2 separate regions of the Homo sapiens genome follow, and region 1 is linked to region 2. The links are chromatin loops, found by intact Hi-C in ENCODE. Cell type or tissue: heart right ventricle. All regions are shown on one strand. Links, peaks and the distances in the headings refer to the core of each region. The heading gives the core; the rest is flanking DNA. Region 1 overlaps CLTCL1 (clathrin heavy chain like 1). Region 2 overlaps CLTCL1 (clathrin heavy chain like 1).

Evidence for each region. Hi-C counts contacts between places; a loop is a spot of excess contacts. Peaks named below come from ENCODE experiments on the same cell type or tissue, not always from the same donor. Only the 100,000 strongest peaks of a DNase experiment are listed, where the experiment ranks them.
Region 1: it touches region 2 in a loop (5-fold over the local background); 16 of 110 quality-filtered maps call a loop at or near these places.

The regions. Positions count from the first base shown.
Region 1 is chr22:19,283,683-19,286,489 of GRCh38, reverse strand. All of the region lies in intron 1 of CLTCL1 (clathrin heavy chain like 1), which reads left to right. Among named protein-coding and RNA genes, the nearest start is that of CLTCL1, 6.6 kb to the left of the region's middle. In heart right ventricle, for the core only: no CTCF peak of the experiment used is centred there; no DNase peak of the experiment used is centred there; H3K27ac peaks cover 2,367 bases.
Region 2 is chr22:19,227,119-19,229,925 of GRCh38, reverse strand. It overlaps CLTCL1 (clathrin heavy chain like 1), which reads left to right. Exons shown (of 33, transcript NM_007098.4): 11 at 1-88. Among named protein-coding and RNA genes, the nearest start is that of SLC25A1, 50 kb to the right of the region's middle. In heart right ventricle, for the core only: no CTCF peak of the experiment used is centred there; a DNase peak (open chromatin) is centred at 1,575.

The DNA.
Region 1 (2,807 bases), core at 75-2,574, 57 kb before region 2:
CTAAGACAGCAGTTGGCTCATTGCATCCTAAAATTATTGCATCCCATGTAAAATGTCATTTTAAGATACCATGTAAACTGTTAAATTTTGCCTGTTGGCCTACCACTGCTTCTGGTATTGGAAATACATACTGGCCAGTTAGTTGCCTTCTGACTTGTTTATTTACAAAGCAAGGAGAGTAACCTGCCTCAGCCAGGGTGTCTGCGAGGGTGAGCCTTGTGGGAGTACCTACCGCTGTGGCATTGTGGGTGACCAAAGAGTAAATGAATTTGAATGGGGACTCTTTGGAAAAACAGATCTTCACCATAGAACATTTAAATGTTCAGAATGCCTAAGCTACACAAACCAGTGCTTTTTTAGTTGGTTGGGTTGAAAGAATTAAGTCCTAGGAGGATCTGAGTCAAGGTTCCTCTCTGCTGAGATATTTCTGTTGCAGGGGCTAGTCTGATGGGAATTAAAATCTTTCAGTTCAGCCTCTGTCTGTCTCTCCCCAGGGGAAACCACTATAAACGAAGCCACCATATCCTTCCAAAAATGTTCAAAAGAATCCTGCTTTAAATATGCTTCTGCCCTTTGCTTTTGTAACTTAACACACTGAAGATCCTCCCATAGGATCACAGACAGATCACTGCATCTATCTGACATGTTGTTTATCAGTATTCCCTAGGGTAGTAGTTGCTGGCACCCTGTCACCCCCTTCTCTAAGGGGGAATCTTTCTGCAATCTGTCTGATTTTTCCTTCCTTTGCTTCTTCACTGAGACTTTACTGAGTTTGCAGGCTCTTCTCCCACATTTTCTTCCACTTCTCTTGAGGCCTGCTGCTGGCCTCCATGCCAGAGAGATGACCATCACTCTTGGCAGGCTGAAGAAGGATGCCACAAAGCTGGGATAGCAAAGTTCAGTGATGAAATTAGAATCGGATATATCTTGACAGGCCAGAATCCAGCTAGTTGACATTTAACTGGGATAAATATAGAGTCTTGTGCACTGGTGTTAAAATAAAGAAAACCTGTAATAGTGTAATTTGAGAGAAGTTCTGTAAAGCATTATATAAATGTAGTTAACTATCCCTGAACTAACCTACTCCTGGAATGTAAGTTCTGGAAGAGACCTTAGTGTCAACATTCTTCATAGGCCCTCATTTACAGAGCTCCCTCTTTAGGCTAGGAAAGGCTCTTTGGTAAGTTTCTTTTTCTTTTTCTTTTTCTTTTTTTTAAGATGGAGTCTTGTTCTGTTGCCCAGGCTGGAGTGCAGTGGCACAATCTCGGCTCACTGCAACCTCTGCCTCCAGGGTTCACGCCATTCTCCTGCCTCAGCCTCCCGAGTAGCTGGGACTACAGGCACCCACCACCACGTCCAGCTAATTTTTTATATTTTTAGTAGAGACAGGGTTTCACCGTGTTAGCAAGGATGGTCTCGATCTCCTGACCTTGTGATCCGCCTGCCTCGGCCTCCCAAAGTGCTGGGATTACAGGCGTGAGCCACCGCGCCCAGCGTGTTTCAAATATAAAATGTGTTTTTTATTTTATTTTCTTGAGACAGAGTCTCGCTCTGTCCACCAGGCTGGAGTGCAGTGGCATGATCTCAGCTCACTGCAGCCTCTGCCTCCCCGGTTCAAGCGATTCTCCTGGCTTCAGCCTCCTGAGTAGCTCGGACTACAGGTGCGTGCCACCATGCCTGGCTAATTTTTGTATTTTTAGTAGAGATGGGGTTTCACCATGTTGGCCAGGATGGTCTTAATCTCTTGACCTCGTGATCCGCCCACCTCAGCCTCCCAAAGTGCTGGGATTACAGGTGTGAGCCACTGCACCCAGCCCATTTATTTTTTTGAAACAGAGTTTCACTCTTGTTGCCCAGGCTGGAATGCAATGGCGTGGTCTTGGCTCACTGCAGCCTCCGCTTCCCGTGTTCAAGTGATTCTCCTGTTTCAGCCTCCCAGGTAGCTGGGATTATAGGTGCCCGCCACCACACCCAGCTGATTTTTGTATTTTTATAGAGATGGGGTTTCATTATGTTGGCCAGGCTGGTCTCCAACTCCTGACCTCAGGTGATCCACCCGCCTCGGCCTCCCAAAGTGCTGGTATTACAGGCGTGAGCAGCCACGCCAGGCCCTCAAAGTATGTTTTAAAAACTGTAGATGAACTAAATTTTACTGCCCTGAAACAAGTAATTTGTTTTACTATTTGTTTACCATCCATATGCTAGGCACAAGGATAAAGCAGTGAGTGAGACTGGGAAGGAGACAGATACAGAAAGAAAAAATATTGGTGTCCACATAGGTGTGAAAACATGGGGATGTTCAGTGCAACTTAAGCATTCTGGCTTCACTGATGTAGGCAGTTGATGTTCTCACTAATACTCTTGTACAAACACAGTTGTAGTCCTCCCAGGCAGACATCTTCCTTAAGCCCCTTATACATAGAAACCACAGGACTATCAGATGAGTAATTTCTTTTTGCATATTCCCCAGTGTCAGATTTTTTTTTTTTTTTTTTTTTGAGACAGGGTCTGTCTCTGTCACCCAGGCTGGAGTGCAGTGGCACAATCTTGGCTCATTCCAGCCTCTGCCTCCTGGTTTCAAGCGATTCTTGTTCCTCAGCCTCCTGAGTAGCTGGGACCACAGGCGTGTGCCACCATGCTCAGCTAAGTTTTTTATTTTTACTAGAGACAGGGCTTCACCATGTTGACCAGGCTGGTCTCGAATTCCTGACCTCCAGTGATCTACCCGCCTCGGCCTCCCAAAGTGCTGGGATTACAGGCATGAGCCACCATGTCTGGCCCCCATTGTCAGATTTGAATTTTGATTG
Region 2 (2,807 bases), core at 67-2,566:
CTTATTGGATGCCTTGAAGAATAATCGCCCAGCTGAGGGACTCCTGCAGACATGGCTGTTGGAGATGAACCTTGTTCATGCACCCCAGGTCAGTGACTTGTAGGCTAACACCGAGAGGCAGAGCACCTGTGGCACCTCTCTGGGTTTGCAGACTTGAGCACAGTGGCTTTGGACTGGGCTGGGCTTGTGCCAGATGTTTATCTTGTACTTCTCAGTGGACATTCTCCATGACTTTCCTTAAAAGGATTTTCCAGAAATCATGATACAGGACTTTCATGGAAACAGTTCTAATTAGGGCAGCATTTCTTCCTTTCTTCTTTTTTTCATTGTGGTAAAATATACATAACCAAATTTACCATTTTAACAACTTTTAAGTGTCTGATACAGTGGCATTAAGAACATTCACAATGCTATGCAGCCATTACCACTACATAGTTCCAGAACTTTTATTATCCCAGAGTAACTATGTAACTGTTAAGCAGTGACTCCTCATTTCCCAGCCCCTGACAACTGCCATTCTAATCTGTCTCTATTAATTTGGCTTTTCAAGATATTTCATATACATGGAACCACAAAATATTTGTCCTTTTACCTGGCTTTTTTCACTTAGCATATTATTTTCAAGGTTCATCCATGTTGTAGCATGTGTTAGAAACACCTTCATTTTTGAAACTGAGTAATAGTCCACCATGTGTATATATGACATGTGTTTATCCATTCATCCATTGATGAACATTTGGGTTGCTTCTACCTTTAGGCTATTGTGAATAATGCTGCTGTTAACATGGGTGTACAAAGATTTATTTGAGACCCTGCTTTAATTCTTTTGGGCATATATCCAGAAGTGGACTTGCTGGATCATGTCCTACAGTAATTCTATGTTTACCTTTTTGAGGAACCACCATACTGTATTCCAGGAGGCTGTACCATTTTATATTCTTCCCAGCAATGCTCAGCTGTTCCAATTTCTGTATATCCTTGCCAACACATCTTCCCTGTCTAAAATAATAATAATAGTAATCACCATCTTAATGGGCGTGCAGTGGTATCTCACTGTGGTGAGGCATCATTTGTTGGCCTGAAACTTGTGGGAGCAGGTATAATCAAATCACATGTCTGTGCTATTTTGGGTTAAATTTAGATATATATACAAGAAAGGGATTTAGAGGAGTTTATATCAAGCTGTTCACCACGGTACTAAGTGGATAAGATTGTACAAGTTCACTTTGTTCTTTACTTATCTCTTCTGATTTTTCTTTAATAATCACTTACTGTTTTTATAATTAGGAAACAACATATTAAGTATATTGTTCTGTTACCTCAATTTATTCAAATCTACAAGTTAGCTGCTAAGAAGTGGGTCATATTCCAACTCTAGGAAATAAAAGTACTGTTAATTTGCTGCTTGGGGTCTACTGGACTCTCATGACTTTGTGAGTGTATGTAACCGTTTCTGGTGAATGAGATTTGAAACACACCAAGCGTCACTCAGAAACTTGGCAGACAGACCCTAAGGAATGCCCAGACCCTAAAGGAGAAACAAGTAGTTGGGTGAGGTGCCAGCAGGCTCTGGCTTAGTGCCCCAGGACGCTGGCAGTCTTCTCTGGGCAGTAGGACTGCGTGATGGTTTCTACATTCTATAAAATACACTGTTGCTATGAGGAGAAAATGTTTGAAAACAAGAAGTAAAGATAAACCTGAAGGAAACAAAGGATAGGAGACTCAGGTAAGTGCTAGATGTTCTAAAGCCCTACTCTTAGTACTGTGTTTGATCGTCAACTCTGTGCATCACTCTGAAGTGGTCTGGTGTGTGACAGTGGCTGTGGTCACTCTGTGGCCATACCTGGTTGGTGATGCAGATCCTAGAAGGAATAAGAAAGAGTGTGCCAGGTGGCAGGGGAAGGCACCCAGGAGTGTAGCTTGTCAAGACCATCATTAGATACTGAGGGAGCACTCACTCAGCCATGCTGCAAGGCTGCTGTGTTGACCTATCCAGTCTTAGCCCAAAAATTACTTACTTCAAGAGAATATTTAGTGGCTGGGTGCAGTGGCTCGCGCCTATAACCCCAGCATTTTTGGAGGCCAAGGTGAGCAGAGCCCAGGAGTTTGAGACCAGCATGGACAACACGGCCAAACCCCATCTCTACAAAAAAATATAAAAATTAGCCAGGTGGGCCAGGTGCGGTGGCTCACACCTGTAATCCCAGCACTTTGGGAGGCCAAGGCGGGTGGATCACATGGTCAAGAGATCGAGACCAGCCTGGCCAACATGGTGAAACCCTGTCTTTACTAAAAATACAAAAATTAGCTGGGTGTGGTGGCGCATGCCTGTAGTCCCAGCTACTTGGGAGGCTGAGGCAGGAGAATCACTTGAACCCGTGAGACGGAGGTTGCAGTGAGCAGGGTGGGGTCATGCCACTGCATTGCAGCCTGGCAACAGAGCGAGACTCCATCTCAAAAAAAAAAAAAAAAAAAAGTAGCCAGGTGTGGTGGCATGTGCCTGTAATCCCAGCTGCTTGGGAGGCTGAAGTGGGAGGATTGCTTGAGCCTGGGAGGTCAAAGCAGCAGTGAGCCGAGATTGCACCACTGCACTCCATTCGCCTGGGCAACAGAGTGAGACCCTGTCTCAAAAAAAAAAAAAAAAAAAAGATTTTATGCCTCATCAAAATTGTTTCCAGGAGTGTTCATTGTTTTTTAAATGCAATCCCCAACTCCTAGTTCTGTATTTAGCCTAGTAGAGAAGTCTAGTAAGCACAAATGGGATTTGTTTTGTTCAGGTCTCCTTCTGGTCATTGCTAATCTAAGGC